Regions from separate parts of the Homo sapiens genome. Here region 2 is linked to region 1. The links are chromatin loops, found by intact Hi-C in ENCODE. Cell type or tissue: Caco-2. All regions are shown on one strand. Links, peaks and the distances in the headings refer to the core of each region. The heading gives the core; the rest is flanking DNA.

What was found. A loop is a pair of places that touch in the nucleus more often than their neighbours do. Peaks named below come from ENCODE experiments on the same cell type or tissue, not always from the same donor. Only the 100,000 strongest peaks of a DNase experiment are listed, where the experiment ranks them.
Region 2: it touches region 1 in a loop (2.2-fold over the local background); 1 of 110 quality-filtered maps calls a loop at or near these places.

The regions. Positions count from the first base shown.
Region 1 is chr15:93,233,052-93,241,237 of GRCh38, reverse strand. The region is part of intron 4 of LOC105370982 (a long non-coding RNA gene); the gene reads right to left. Among named protein-coding and RNA genes, the nearest start is that of RGMA, 150 kb to the right of the region's middle. In Caco-2, for the core only: no CTCF peak of the experiment used is centred there; a DNase peak (open chromatin) is centred at 4,887; H3K4me3 peaks cover 661 bases.
Region 2 is chr15:93,317,399-93,325,584 of GRCh38, reverse strand. The region is part of intron 5 of LOC105370982 (a long non-coding RNA gene); the gene reads right to left. Among named protein-coding and RNA genes, the nearest start is that of RGMA, 230 kb to the right of the region's middle. In Caco-2, for the core only: no CTCF peak of the experiment used is centred there; DNase peaks (open chromatin) are centred at 3,354 and 3,624; H3K4me3 peaks cover 181 bases.

The DNA.
Region 1 (8,186 bases), core at 2,692-6,691:
TGCACACAAGCTGGCTGTGGCCATCAGCAGCCTCTGGGGGTCCCAGGGAAGACCACCGCACATTCCCGGGCCTCAGGCTCACCAGAACAGGCCCAGGGCAGCAAGAACAAGTACAGCACCCCTGCCCAGCAACGTGTTCTTTTAACGCTGGGTGGTCCTAAGGAACCACCCAGCGTTAAAAGAAAAACTTTAGACAAATTAAATTTAACAGAGTTTAACTGAGCAAAGAACGGTTGAGATATAGGCAGCCCCGGACCCAGAGTAGGTTCAGAGACTCTGGCGCTGCCACGTCATTGGAAAGAGTTTACAGACAGAAAAAGGAAAGTTTCATGCAGCAGATGGAAGTAAGGTATAGAAACAACTGGACTGGTTACAGCTCGGCATTGGCCTTACGTGAACACGGCTTGAACAGTTGGCCACCTGCAATTGGCCAAAACTTTGTGATTGGTACAAGGGTAAGTTACAGCCTGTTTACATGTTCAGTGAGGTTACAGTTCACCGTAAATGGAGAAACCTTTAGGCTGAACTAAAATATGTAAGAAGGCAGCTTTAGACTAAACTTTACACCAGTGTACCCCTGCTTTGGCTTAAGCCCAGGATGTATCTAACACGTCAGCCTAAAATTCCTCAGGGCCTTGGGACTGCTGAATCTGGGGGAAGCAGAGACTAATGACAGCCAGAGAAATTCCTCTCTACTTTTCAAGACCCATCTAGAGTTTGGTGCTTAGAAAGCAAACTCTTCTTTAGTGGACATCTGAAATAGTCAGAGGTGCTATTGACCAGCCTGCCTCCCCATCCTCCTGGCAGCATGGCTTCTCAACTCAACTCATGGGTCTATTGTTTTTGTGCATGGGTGTTTTGTTCCAGTTTTGAAAGTTGGTTCTGTGCTCCAAGGACAGGACAAGATTAACAACTCAAAAAGATCATGGCCCTCTCCTCTCCAGCCCAGAAGGGCCAGCATCTCCTTGGCAATCAGCCAGCCTGGCAGTGTCCTTCCCAGTGATTGGAAAGCACTGGTACCTGCAGTCAAGGCTCCATCAGGAGGGACAGCAAACCCAAGGAGGCTCCAGAGGCTGCACAACAGGGCTGCTAGAAGCTCGTATCCCACAGCCCGCCTCAATGGGTCAGATTTGCAACAAAACCGTGTTGCCCTCACCCACACCAGGCATCAGCCACCAGGCACTTGGAGCTCAGACCTGGGGAGAAATCTGTAATAAAGCAGGGTTGCTTTCTGAATAGAGTGGAGAGTGGGAAGCCAGCCAGGACCCAAGCAAAGAAACTGGGGGCAGAAGGACACAGCAAAGAATTGTCGCTAGGGAATTGTATTCCTCACGAAGCCGACAGTCCAGGCAGGGGGAGGCAGGCCAGGGAGGCCGCACTGCAAGAGTCTGAGGGCCTCCCTTAGTTGCCACTTCCACACAGAGATGAAGATGGCGTTCAAAATGGCGGAGGGCGCCAAGGCTGGGAGCACTGAGCAAGCCACATGCCCAGCCGGATGGGGCAGAACAAACTGACAAAAATGGCCTTGGCCTGTCAGAAACTACTTCCAAGAGTCACCTTGGATGGGAAATGTTCAAAATGACAGCATTAGGCTGGCAAGCCCCACCCTGAGTCTCCAAACTAGGTCCAGTGTGCCTGCTCCAAACTCTCAGAGCCTGCGATTCATTCCCCATGAACACTTACTGCCGTCGGTCATTACACTTTTATTTCGTGACGATTTGCTCAGTGTCTATCTCTAAGCTCTGTGAAGTCAGGTCCTGCCTGGTTTCACAGGTATTGTGTCCCCAGGGCCGAGCACACTATCTGGGCTGAGCAGGTGTGAAACACATATTTGTTGAGGGAATGAATATTCTCTCCACCTCACAGACGTGGATACTAAGATTCCACTGCTAGTGCGCGACAGAGGAATACGCAAACCCAGATTTAATACACTTCTGAACCAGCGGTTCTCAAACTTCCGCTACAACAGAATCACCCAAAGGGCTCGTTAAAAATCACAGAGTTCGGGGCCTCAACTCCAGGGTTTCTGTCGCAGTAGGTCTGGGGAGGGGCCAAAGAATGCAGAATTTGTGCTTCTGTCAAGTTCAGCCAGATGATGCTGATGTTGCAGACAGGTCCAGTCTGGGGACTGTCCAGGCTCCTCGTCTCTGAGCACCTCCCCCCAGCTGGGTGCATTTGGTGGCGAAGAAAAGTCAAGGCGAATTCACCCTTGATTCACAATTGTCTTTTGTTTGTTTGTTTGTTTTTGAGTGTTTACTCAAGGCTTATATTCACGTCGTTAGAATCTGGTGTACCTCCTGGACTGTGAGGACCTCCTTCCTCCTCACCATCCTGATGACAGAGAGAGCAAGCTGCAGCAAAGCTGAGTCTCCCCGGGGGGCTGGCCAAGGCTCCAAATGAACTGGCGGCCCAGAGGCAAAGGGGTCTGGGAGACCCTCTCCAATCCCAGCACAGCTGACTCATGTCCATAAAAAAGAGAAACATGAAATTCTGCCTAGAGAGAAATGGGCAGGCCGCAGTGCCCACCACAGCCCTGGAGATTTCTAGAACGCTCCCAGAGCCACACTTTCAGACACCCCACAGTCCACCTAACGTCCCCCTTTCTCCACTCTCTTCTTCCCTTCAGAGCATTTCAACAAACTCCCAAACAAACCTCCACATAGCTGTAAACTCACATTTCGGTGTGAGAACAAATGATACAGATTTTGCATCATGTACAGCTGGTTCCATACAAACGATAAATATTTCAGCCTGTGAGTTCTATTTCTATTTTGAGTCCCAATCCACAGAAAAGACACTTATACTGACTTCCTTTATCAGGAACAGTGGCCATAAAAAATATAACTCCCTGTCTTCCAAAATGGTTGAACTATGATTCCTCAGAACCTAAAAACAGAAATACCATTTGGCCCAGCAATCCCATTACTGGGTTTATACCCAAAGGAATATAATATATCATAAAGGCACGTGCACTCATGTGTTCATTGCAGCACTATTCACAATCACAAGGACATGGAATCAACCTAAATGTCCATCAATAGTAGACTGGATAAAGAAAATGTGGTACATGTACATCATGGAATACTATGCAGCCATAAAAAAGAACGAGATCATGTCCTTTGCAGGATCATGGATGGAGCTGGAGGCCATTAACCTTAGCAAACGAACGCAGAAACAGAAAACCAAATACCACACATTCTCCCTTATAAGTGGGAGCTAAATGATGAGAACACATGGACACATAGAGGATAACAACACACACTTTGGCCTATTGGAGGGTGGAGGGTGGGAGGAGGGAGAGGATCAGGAAAAATAACTAATGGGTACTACGCTTAATACTTGGGTGATGAAATAATCTGTACAACAAACTCCCATAATACAAGTTTACCTAGGTAACAAACCTGCACATGCACCCTGAACTTAAAAAATAAAATATAAACATATGTAACTCCCTAGTTAATGGCTCATTTCAGGGTTAAGATCCCATGTCAGAGGTGTTACATGTAAAAGCAGTTCCATGGGGGCGGGAGGGGGAGAGAAATCTGAAAGATTTTAAACAAAAACTATCAGGTAGAGCAGGATTGGAGAGTTGGAGGAGATGCCCGGAGTAAGTTTTTTTGTGTTTTTGTTTTGTTTTGTTTTGTTTTTTGGGGGGGACAGAGTCTCGCTCTGTCTCCCAGGCTGGAGTGCAGTAGTGCGATCTCAGCTCACTGCAACTTCCACCTCTAAGGTTCAAGCGATTCTCCTGCCTCAGCCTCCCAAGTAGCTGGAACTATAGGCTCCCGCCACCGCGCCTGGCTAATTTTTTGTAGTTTTAGTAGAGATGGGGTTTCACAGTGTTAGCCAGGATGGTCTCGATCTCCTGACCTTGTGATCCGCCACCTCGGCCTCCCAAAGTGCTGGGATTACAGGCGTGAGCCACAGTAAGTGTTTTTTCAGCTCATTACTAGCCAACGCTAAGGCGACCTACAACACTCATTCACGTGCATTTCACACACTGGAATTTTGGAAAGAATTATGCTGTGACTGAGGTTTACCCCAGCACAATTAGGGAAGTAAGGATTTGTGTCTATTGTTCTAACTGTTAATTAACTGTGTCAACAAGATTGTAGAGAAAAAGTTTTAAAGCCTCTTAAGAAGACAAAGAGTTTTTAAGCATCCCTGAGTACTTTAGGAATACCCAAGGATTTAAATTGACAATGATAAACCATCACTAATTACAGTCATTCTTAACTGATTCTCACCAAGGATCTCTTTATTAGATAACACTTGTTAACCTGGTTTCAACTACAGCATGTACTTAAGGAAGATTAAATTCAATTTAATTCAGATCTGCGCTTCCCGAGTTTCCTAGAATATGTCAAGTAATGAGACTGATTACCCTGAAATATGCTATTCTTCAAATTGGCCCTTTCCCATTGACTCAAAATGGTCAGATTTGAGTCTGCGTCCAAAACTTGTAAACACAAAAATACAACTTTATAATACATTGTATTACAATTGCTAGGATGTCCCAAAGCAAGGACCACAGTCACATCTTTGTATCCCCAGCACCTAGCACAAGGCTCATCCCAGGTTTGCAGAAAGAATTTGCAAAGACTCACAGAAACCACACAACCTCAACAATGGATCGTTCCAGAGGAAGAAAGGCGAGGAAGTCACGTGTCAGTTTTTGAAAACAGGACTCGCTTTCTTTCACTGCATGTTTCTGATGAGCAGACACTGACTTAGGGTTTTTAGTTGCTTTATCTTACTCAAGTCTCAGGACAATGAGGAACATTCTCCCGCGCAACTATTTCGCAAATACAGGGAAAGGCAACAAGGCTGTTACGTGGGGAGGATCTGTCCAGATCCACGTCAGTTCCCCCAACCAATGGGCTCCAAGCTTTCGTGCAGGTCCAGCCCACACTGAGCCTGGGTCCACATATCCTGGGGCCTGGGACCTTGTCAGTGGTTTTGACCATTTCAGAAATTAAAAGACAGGAGAAGGCTTACAGTGACCAACGGTGAGGAAGAAGGGAGGGGCAGGTCAGGGAACGAGAGTAAAGAGGAAGACGGAGGAGAGCTTTGTGTGAAACGCACCAAGGATTGCCTCATTTTGTCTCCTTTGTGTCGTCAAAGCAGTTTGGCCAGGCAGAATGACTGCCCTGAACAAACGCACGAGTCCTGTTCACCTGTCATTGTGATCTTTCAGTGAATTAGCTGAGTAGTAATAAGTACAATGGGTGTTTAACCCATTGTAGTTAGTAACATTATTGTTGTTTAAAGTATTGTTCTTCACTTAGAATCAAGTAGATTTTGAAATGAGAACAGGAAAATGTAATCAGAGTTTGCAAGGATTGTTTCAATAAAATGAAATTGGTAAAAGAACTACAGCTTAAGAAAGCAGGTCACGATTTTTAGAAGACATAAAAATCTCAGAGGAGAAAATTCTAACTTTTTTTTTTTTTTTTTTTTTTTTTTTTTTTTGAGACAGGGTCTCACTGTGTTGTGCAGGCTGTAGGGCAGTAATTCAAGCTCAGCTCGCTTCAGACTCAAACGCCTGGGCTCAAGCGATCCTCCCACCTCAGCCTTCTGAGTAACTAGGACTCCCGGGGCTCGCCACCACACCTGGCTAATTTTTAAAATTCTTTGTTGAGACGGGGTCTCATTATGTTGCCCAGGCTGAAACTGAATTCCTGGCCTCAAACGATCCTCCCATCTCACCCTCCCAAAGTGCAGAGATTACATACGTAAGCCACCATGCCCCACCCAAAAAAATTCTTAAAACCAGATTCCAGAGTCAACATTCCCAGAGGTTAGACTAGTGTGAGGTCTAGACTTTGCATAGCTCACCCCCAGTGCCCAAGCAGTTTATTCATTCATTAAACACCTACTACATGCCAAGAGGTATTCTAGATGCTGGGGATATGACAGGGCACAAAGCACTTAAAATCCCTGCATCAGAAAGCTTCCATTCTAGATTAAGAAGACAGGCTGTAACTAGATAAACATATAAATAATGTGCCAGACAATGATAAGGATTATGATAAGGAATAAAGCAGAGTTAGAATGAGGTATGATCCCTCTTTGAATTGGGTGTTCTGGGAAGCTTCTTTAACAAGGTAACAAAACAGAGTCCTACACAGATTTCTAGGGGGAAAGCATTCCAGATAGAAGGAACACCAAACGCGAAGACACTTGAAATTCTAGTGCAACTGACTTCAATTGATTAAAGAGCATTTGCTGTGTGCCGGATGCTTTACAGCACTGATTTTATTTCAATGATACAGCAACTCTGCACCACTAATTATTATTACTTCCATTTTATGCACTGCTACATCGAAGATTTAGCCACAAGCCTAGCAAAGGGTGGACCTGTAGTTGATGGATGAACCTGGAGGTTGATAGCATTTCCGCAAGCCCAATGCTTTAAGGATTCTACTGTGGGGATCGAGTCCCTCCTGAAAGGCAGTAAATCTGCAGAGAGGTAAGTAAACACTGATTTAACTCTCTGATAGCACGTTAATGCAGCTGTCTAAAATGATATTTAGGAAGATTTTTCCTTATTTGAGTATGTGCAATGCAGTATTAAAAGAGTGTAAGAATTGTATATGTAGAATAAATTTAACTATGTAACAAAAAACCGCACAAGAATATATAATGCAAGGGAAATAAGTAAAAATATAAGCTGTGTGGTTGCGTCCTAAGTGCTCCATTTCTTTAATTCTTCACTTGTCAGTACTTCCAAAATAAGTCTCTTTTTTTAAAATTTATTTATTTTTTTGAGACAGAGTCTTGTTCTGTTGCCCAGGCTGGAGTGCAGTGGCACGATCTCAGCTCACTGCAAGCTCCACCTCCCGGGTTCACACCATTCTCCTGCCTCAGCCTCCTGAGTAGCTGGGACTACAGGCGCCCGCCACCATGCCCAGTTAATTTTTTGTGTTTTTAATAGAGACGGGGTTTCACCGTGTTAGCCAGGATGGTCTTGATTTCCTGACCTCGTGATCTGCCCGCCTCGGCCTCCCAAAGTGCTGGGATTGCGGGTGTGAGCCACCGTGCCCGGCCCAAAATATATCTCTTATGATAAGCAGGTAGGTATTAATATTTCTTTATCAGGAAAAATCATGAGAAATATTGCAAAAAGTGCATAGCCTTCTCCTTTGTCAGACCATATCTGGAGCTGTGACCACAACCCCACTGCAGGTATGTGTGGCCACCCCATTCGTAGTAAGTCTTCCATGTTACACTCCCTTCCCACACATTTTCCTTAAGAGAAGCCCTGAGCAAGGCTCAGTCAATGGTCCCCAGAGACAGGATCTGGCTGCTGCTCACCTGGCTGCCAAGGGAGGGAAGGAGCATGTGATATCTCCATCCATCACGTGGCTGGCCCATGGAGACACATTTTACAGGAGATATGCGAGCTCCACTTGCAAATCCTTCGGTTTCACTACTATAAATTCTCCTGGCTCTGATTAATAAAATATAATAGTAATTCCTAGAATATTGGCCTATTATCCAAAGTCAATGACAGAGCAATCAAAATCAGAATGAGTTATGGGGCCCAAGGATATGGTTGAAGATGAGGATGGGTAATTTCTGGCTTCCAAAGAAACACTAGAAGCATTAGGCCCAGGTAACAAATCAAAGGAATAATATTCAAGCTAGTTGTTTAAATTGCTCGAAGAGTAATAATAGGTTTATAAGGCAAATATTATAATATTTAAAAACCAGATATGAATGAAGTATCAGAGAAGTTAGGTGGACATTTGATGGGTTACAAACTGAGCCACATTGGTTGAATTTTCTATATTGTGTTTACTTCCTTCTCCTCCTGATGTATTTTTATCTTAATTTTGTTTAGTTTGAGTCTGTGGAGTTCTAGGTTGGCAGTTCTAGATATAGTTTCTTCTTTTATCAGGTAAAAATGATGCTACACATTTAACCAGACGTGACTGGGCCATTTTGAGGATAAAAGTTTCACGTCTAGTCAGCCAATGTTAAAACAGTGACAATCAGCCAATGTTAGGCAAACATTACACTCTAACATTAGAAGATTCCACAAAATGACTCAAAATATGAAAAGCACGGTCAAGGGTCCAACACCTAAGATTATCCAATCTCAAACTGCAGCTTCAGTGGGAGAAAGGAGCCGTCTCACAGAAATGCCCACTGCAGTCGAAATCCACATTGTTACCGTCATCTTT
Region 2 (8,186 bases), core at 1,513-5,512, 86 kb before region 1:
TTAATTAAAATTATACAGGATCATAGAACAAAATCAAAGGTGAGTGTGAAAAGGAAAGTAAAAGTTCCCTTCTGCTACCAGTCTAACAAGATATACTAATAATAATATTGGTTAACAAAGTGTATCTTCATAATATAATATTAATTATATAAATTAATATTAATAATATCTTAACAGTTAATATAAAAGGGAGGAGATTTGGGAGTAATAATGCTTTGAAAGACAGTTGAGTTTACATCAGAAAAATAAATGAGGGTGAAAAGATAATTAAGTATTTTTTTATTTTTTTTTTAGACAGAGTCTTGCTGTGGCCCAGGATGGAGTGCAGTGGCGTGATCTCGGCTCAGTGCAAGCTCCACCTCCCGGGTTCACGCCATTCTCCTGCCTCAGCCTCCTGAGTAGCTGGGACTAGAGGTGCCCGCCACCACGCCCGGCTAATTTTTTGTATTTCTTAGTAGAGACGGGGTTTCACCGTATTAGCCACGATGGTCTCGATCTCCTGACCTTGTGATCCACCCGCCTTGGCCTCCCAAAGGGCTGGGATTACAGGCATGAGCCACCACACCCGGCCAAGTAAGTATTTTTTAAATACTGAAATTTAAAAAAAAATCTTAATAGCAAAATACTCTGCAAAATATCATGGTAAAATAAATACTTTAAAAAAATAAATTAACTCTTTAAAATGCTGGAAGGAGAAAAATCTGTCAACCCAGAACTACATAGCCAGAAAAAATATCTTTCAAAAATAAGGGCAGAATAGAGACTTTTTAGATAAGGGAAAGCTGAAAAAAATTCATTGGCAGCAAGCCTGAACTATGACAGTTCTTCAGTCTACAGGGAAAGAATACTAAGTGGAAACTCAAATATATAAGAAGAAATGAAAAATTTGCTGGAAATGGTAAACATGTAGATACATATAACACAGTACTGTCTAATTTCTTTAAAAGACAACGACCATTTAAAGGAAAGCAATATTGTATTGTGGGATTTATAAACTATGTAGAATTAAAATACAAGATAGCAATAACACAATCATCATCTTTCAGGCCACTGTCCCCTCCTTACTTACTCCCCTGCTAAGCCCAGACATTATGAACAAGAACTGGATTTAAATTTTGGCACTACCACTTCCTAAGCAACCTCTGTCAAATCATTCAAATTCTCTAAACCTCAAATTCCTAGTCTCAATGTTGGTGGTTTTATCACCATCTCCACAGGCTTAGAGTGCAGGCAGGAGCATGTCGGCCTGGGCTGTGAGCCCAGGGTTTTGGTCCCCAGAGCCCACTGAACCCCAGTGCTGTACAGTCGCACTGTGATGCCATAAAGTATCTATGTGACCATGGCAAGCCACTCACTGACGCTGGTCCCCAGAAGCTCATCCATCAACCACGCACACCCACTAGCCTGCTCAGCTACCATTTGGCACCTTTTCCCCGGTCCCAGCCTCTCTTCATGGGGCAATACCCTCCCCCTGGAGGATAAGCCCAGCACTGTTGCTGCATCCCCTGGTGCCCATCCATTGAGAGACCAGTGGGTATCCCACCCTTCTGCTGGTTACTGCACTGCCACTGGGCACCACAGACTACTAACACTGAACCCGAACGTTCAAGTCATCAAAGGGTCAATGACCAAGCAGAGAACCCTCAGGATGTGTGATCACAGGATAGCCAAAGAGGAAGTATAGTCCCCTCCAGGTGACAGTACCACATCAGCATGTCCTTGCCCAAAATCATTCCTGAGTACCTACTATGTGCCAGACATTGTGCAAAGCATTGAAAACACAAGTTAAGAAAAACACATGCTGAAATTTTGGGGGCAGGTGACATGGGGTAGACAGACACACCTCAAAGAAGACAAATTTAACACAGAGCCATCAAAACAATAGCAATACTGTCAGGTCACCTTCATGGAGTATCCACAATATGCTACGCACCCTTGTGTCAGTTCTCCAGGGCCACCGTAACAAATCACCACAAACTTCGTGGCCTAAAACAACAGAAATTCATTCTCACACCGTTCTGGAAGCTAGAAGTCCAAAACCAAGATATCAGCAAGGCCACACTTTCTCCAAAGACTCTAGAGGAGAATCCTTCCCTGCCTCTTCCCACTTCTGGTGGCTCCAGACGTTTCTTGAATTGTGGCTGTGTCACTCCAGTTTCTGCCTCCATCTTCACATAACCTTCTTCTGTGTCTCTTTTTCTTAAATCTACCTCTGCCTTTCTCTATAAGGAACCTGTCATTGAATTTAGGGCACATCCTAAATCCAAGGAAATCTCATCTCGAGATCCTTAATTCCATCTGCAAAAATCTTTCTTCCAAATACGGTTACATTCTGAAGTCCCCAGTGGACATTTCTTTAAAGGGCTACAATTCAACCCACTATAGCCCTTTATAGACATGGACTTCCCCAGGCCTCAAAACAATCTTCTAAGGCAAATACTGTTAATACCCTCATTTTACATATGGTGAAACTGAAGCCCAGAGAAGCTAACGCTTTGCCCAAAATGACATGATTAATAATGTGAGAGCCAAGATTTGAACCTTGGTCTCTCTGATGTCTTGATGCTACTTTTTAGAACCTCCCATTCTTTATACATCCCATGAGAGTTGGAAGCAGACTGGGCTAATCCAACCTTCACAGTCAGAGACATGTTCTCAGATGGAGGTAGAGCTAAACCCAGCACTGATAGATGAGTAAGTTGAACCAGAAGAAGAAACCAGGAAGGGGCATCCAAGCAGCGGAAGTAGCATGGCCCAGGGAACAGTCTAGTTTACTGCCAAGGAACAGTACATCACTCATGATAGCTGCTGCATGGGGTGCAAGAGAGAGAAAAATGAGCAGCCCCAGAAACAGAGCTCTACAAGGTCAGGGCCCAGAGGTCTTTGGGTGCCAGAGGGAAGCTGACCTTTGTCCTACAGGCTGTAGGGAGCCATTGAACTGGGTGAAGCAGAACAGGTATATAAGCTAGGGTAGGACTGTGCAAATGCTAGACTGTGGGGCACACTGGCCAACATGGAAAAGTTACCCAACTCCTATTGGCTGTCCCCACCTGGTTGTTCTGCTCTAAGCCTGCTGGTGTAAGGACTGGTAGAGTTGGTGCCACTCAGGGCCGCTTGTTCCCAGGCCCCAGCTCCAACACTCATCTCTGCCTGCTGGGCTTAGAATCTAAGCCTAACTCTCAAACATACTGACATTTGAAAAAGGCATTTCTGATAGAAATGAAAATGGGGTGGTTACCTCAAACGAGCAACGGCAACGCAGGAGTCATACATTATTGGCTTACTGCTGGAAAGGTCATGAGCACCCGGAGGCAGTCCGTCTCTCTCCCCGAGGCCCAGGAAGGCCGAGTTGATCAAAGCCCCTGCACACACAAGCAAAGCACCCAAGGAATGTATCAGGAAGGTGAAGGTAAACAGGACGCAGCTAAGGGCCCAAAGCAAGGGGAGCAGTGGCTGCCTCCCAAGTTGTGGCTATCCTGAGGGACCCAGACCACAGCCTAGAGGGTGAGCAGAGGGGGACATTGGCAGAACAGATGATTTTAACCTTGCTAGCAGCAGCACCCATTCTGACTGCCTGTGAACTCAGCCGCCCAGTTCCTGCTATGCATGCCTGTGGCCGATGCCGGGTAGACTCAGGGCGGGGCTATTTGCTCACTGGAATCCTGTGCATTTTGTGGGCAGTGAGAGTGTCACAGTTAGACCTGAGCTTCACTGTGAAAATATTCATGCTTCACCGGGAGAAAGCTAATGGGTGATGATAGGAGGGTGCCCCTTAAATGGGCTCTAAGGACAAGCAATGGTTGCTGGGCTCCAGCCTCTGCGCAAGCCTCTCGGGATTTTGAGTTAAACACTAGTAAGATCTCTTCTCACATGTCTTGTTGCAGTGTTCCATGAACTGGACAATCTTTTTCTTTTCTTTTTTTTTTTTTTAAGAAGTACACATTTTCCGTGGTTTACCAAGTTTGACAAAATCAAAGAATTGAGAGAAATGTTGATGAACTAGAGAGAAAGGGCTGATAGCTCAGGTAATTATGCTTGATTTCAGTTCAACACTTATGGAGAATCTACTATGTGGCAGACACCAGGCAGTGTATTTTACGGCCTAATAGCTTGGGCTCCTCTCTTCTCAGGTGCCACTCAGGACCCTGGGGCCCTTGCACTTATGTAACGATTCAGCCTCAACCTTTCTCCTCTGTTCCCTGCCTGCCTTCCAGGTATGAGATACCACAGGGCAAAGAATACAGCAGTTTCGTATGCAGAGCCAGGCTGCCTGGGATCAGTCTTGGCATTCCCACCTCCACGTGGCTCAGTTTCCTCATCTATAAAATGGGTAATAATAGTACCTACCTCATAAGGTTGCCCTGAGGATAAGCAAATTATCTGCTGGAAAGTGCTTAGGCCAACGCCAGGCACCTAGTGCGTCCTCTGCAAGCTCCATCTCTTATTCAGGGAGCCTCAAGTCCCCCAGTTTCATATCCTCGGTGCCAGGTTTCCTTAGCCAAGTGTGCCAAGGGAACTTCCGCAACTTTTTTTTTTTTTTTTTTTTTTTTTGAGACGGAGTCTCGCTCTGTTGCCCAGGCTGGAATGCAGTGGCGCGATCTCTGCTCACTGCAAGCTCCGCCTCCTGGGTTCATGCCATTCTTCTGCCTCAGCCTCCCAAGTAGCTGGGCCTACAGGCACCCGCCACCACACCCGGCTAATTTTTTGTATTTTTAGTAGAGACGGGGTTTCACTGTGTTAGCCAGGATGGTCTCGATCTCCTGACCTCGTGATCCGCCCGCCTCGGCCTCCCAGAGTGCTGGGATTACAGGCATGAGCCACCGCGCCCGGCCTCACTTCTGCATCTTATAAACTTTTTTCAGCCCCACATCTCTCCCAAACAAGCCCCTCTCCTGGTTAAATTGTTCTCGCTACCACTGATCACAATATTGCTTCGCTAGCCATAACTTTTAATAATTTACTGGATTCATTTAAAGTGTTTTTAATTACAAATGTTCTAGTTCAGTTAGATACAAAATTAAATGCAGCAAGTAATTTTATTTTCTCCATATATTATCTCCCGAAATTGGAGTAGCTTAGTGCATCCTTATTGTCAAAGGGTTTCTCAGCCCACGTGATTCTGTAGGAAAGGAACTTCCCACTGTTTGCTGAAGATGTCAACCACTAGTGAGGTAGAGGCAGGAAGTGGAGCAAATACCATCAAGCTGATGGACAGCATATGTTTGTCTCTCCGGTCAGAAATTCACACTTGGGGAACACTAGTTCATTCTCCTACCTGGCCCTTTAACTTTCTCAGGATCTCCCTGACAAGTAGCCTTCAACCTCAACACCGTCAGTGTCTCTCACGGCAGTTCAGCTAGAGACACAGAAGAAAAAAGATGGGCTCGATGTAAGTCAGGTGAATGGGTGTCTGGGTAAGAGTTTGTGTGTAGCAGATGCCAATGGGGTGGGGGAGGGAGAGCGGGAGGATATTGGCTATCTCATGGCTGGAAGATTTGTAAGTAAGTAGCAGGAAAATTATTTCTATGACAAACTTGTTAGGGTTTATGAGATCGCTTAAGGGAAAGAACTTTGAGACTGAAAAAAGTGCTACATAAATGGACTGTTTTGAAAGGGGAGTACAGTCAATTAGTAAGCTTTCCAAAGTCAGAGGACTTTGTCGTACACGCACTTTTTACACTTGGTAATAGAATGTTGGATAAAAGTCACAGGTTGGTGGAATGAGTTGACTTATTCTCACTCTTCATTACTCTTAAATAAATATTGGGTCTGAAGGCAGGAGTTCTGGAAGGAGAGCCATGTGCGTACGGTGTTTCAGCCCCATTTGGCATATTAGGAAATTTGGAACTAAAAAATTTGTAGCCAAGGGTACATGCCTACGAAGTGACAGAGCCAGCGCCAGACCAGGGCTGTCTGCTACCCGAAGCTCACAGACCATTCCAGGAAAAGGCCCAGTCACGGCTAGGCCTGGGTGTCTACACCCTTTATGTTGCCAGATTTAGGGATTAAGTCAGATTCTTAACTTTAACTCGGCCCAAGCAGTTTCCTCCCAGGGCTGATACTGACAAAACACTGCATTTTGGTTGAAAGGACTGTGCAGTCAGCCTCTTCGCCTCTTCTGTCAGGAGTTCTTGTGGAAGCACTGACGCCAGTGCCATCTCGGAAAGCGTGGCATCCTCCCTTCTTTCCATCTCAAACTCCATGGCTGGGCAATCGGGGCAGGAGGCAAAGGGGGCGGGGTTAGGGGCGGGGGTAGCAGAGGGTGGGGCCGGCAGAGGGTGGAGTTAGAGGTCCTGTTCAGGTACCTCTCCAGCATTTGGTCAGGCCCTGCCGACCCAAGTTTGCATCCTGGAAGGCTCTCTCAGGCACCTTGTGCCATTTTATGGGCAAAGTACGTGAAGGTCATCGTGCCATCCTTGGAAGAGGCAGGCTGTGCGTGAAACAAGGGCCTGTCTGCTCTGCCCCATGGAGGATTCCAGAACAGGGTCTGCACATACACTGCCCAGGCTCGAGATTTAATGGTTCCCCTCCCTAAGTTTGTCACACACGAGATGGTTTTGGGTGGTACAAGTGGAAACACTTTTTATGGCACTTATGCATTTATTTTAATGCATATTAGCTATGTGTAGCCCAGCTAACCTGTGATTTCACAGATACTGCTTAGGAAAAGCTAATTTCATAGATCTATAGAACATTTGATGTATTAGTGATGTACCGTTTCCATGTCTCCAATTAGCTCCATACTGGAGCAAGAACATATACACATCACCCTCCCAAGTATGAGAAAGAGTGAGAAGAAACAACATTTCAGAGGTGTCTTAGCATGTTAGATGGGAATATAGGAAAGAGGTGAGGAACAAGTGTTCTGAAGTCAAATTGCCTGGGCTGGCCATGCTGGTCTTTTAATTTCCTAGCTGTGTGACCAAGGGGCAAGTGCCTTAATCTCTCTGTATTACTTTAAGTGTTGAGCCATTAAAATTTGTTGAGTCGGCCGGGCACAGTGGCTCATGCCTGTAATCCCAGCACTTTGGGAGGCCGAGGCAGGCGGATCACGAGGTCAGGAGATCGAGACCATCCTGGCTAACACGGTGAAACCCCGTCTCTACTAAAAAATACAAAAAAATTAGCTGGACGCGGCGGTGGGCGCCTATAGTCCCAGCTACTAGAGAGTCTGAGGCAGGAGAATGGTGTGAAACCGGGAGGCGGAGTTTGTAGTGAGCCGAGATCGTGCCACTGCACTCCAGCCTGGGCGACAGAGCGTGACTCCATCTTAAAAAACAAACAAACAAACAAACAAAAAAAGAATTTATTGCGTCCTTTGTTACTGCAGCTAGCAATGTCCTCATACTGCCCCCATGGAAAACCCTGGAAAAGGATGTTCTCATCTGTAAATGTAGCCATTTGAAAAGGCATAAAGTTACCAAAACTAAAAGCAGTGATTTACAACATTTAATAACTTAGTATTGTTGGAAATAATAACATAACATAATGTGTTCACGCCTGTACAATTTTTAAAAAATTATTCTGCTAATCGAAATCATCAGAGTTAGCAAAGATGCCGCCAGTGTGCTTGGAATTTAGCTCTTTGAGTAGGTGCAGGTCTGCTGCCCTCAGGCTACCACACTGGCTAGGCTTTCTCAGTCACTGATTGGGTCTGCACCAGGCAGCAAAGATTTCACTGTCATAGACCTGCAGGCAGATGAGCTCTAACTTTAGAGAATGAGAATATCGCCTTAAAATTAGCATGGCCTCTACTAGAGCACTTTAAGCTAAAGACATTTCTTGTCAACAAATACTTGTTGTTGTTGTTGTTATTTTGCTATTTTAAGCTAAAAAAGGTTTAACAATAATTTTTCAAATTAATAATATACAAGTCCTCAATAAAAAGAATGAAAGCAAAGGGTTTTATAAACTTTTTTAGAAATAAGAGGTTTTTATTGCAGGAGCAATACATGTTTATTTTTGCAAATTTAGAAAATGAAGAAAAGAACAAAGTATTTTAAATTGCTTAGAGTCCAACTAATCATGAAGTGTGTATATGAGCATATAGATATGTATATATGTATATGTACTTATGTGTACGTTACCATTTTACTTTTTCTGCCCAAAATTAAAGTCATACATACCTTCTATTTTGTAACTTTCTATTTTTCAGTTCACATAATGCAAACGTTTCCGTTTCATTA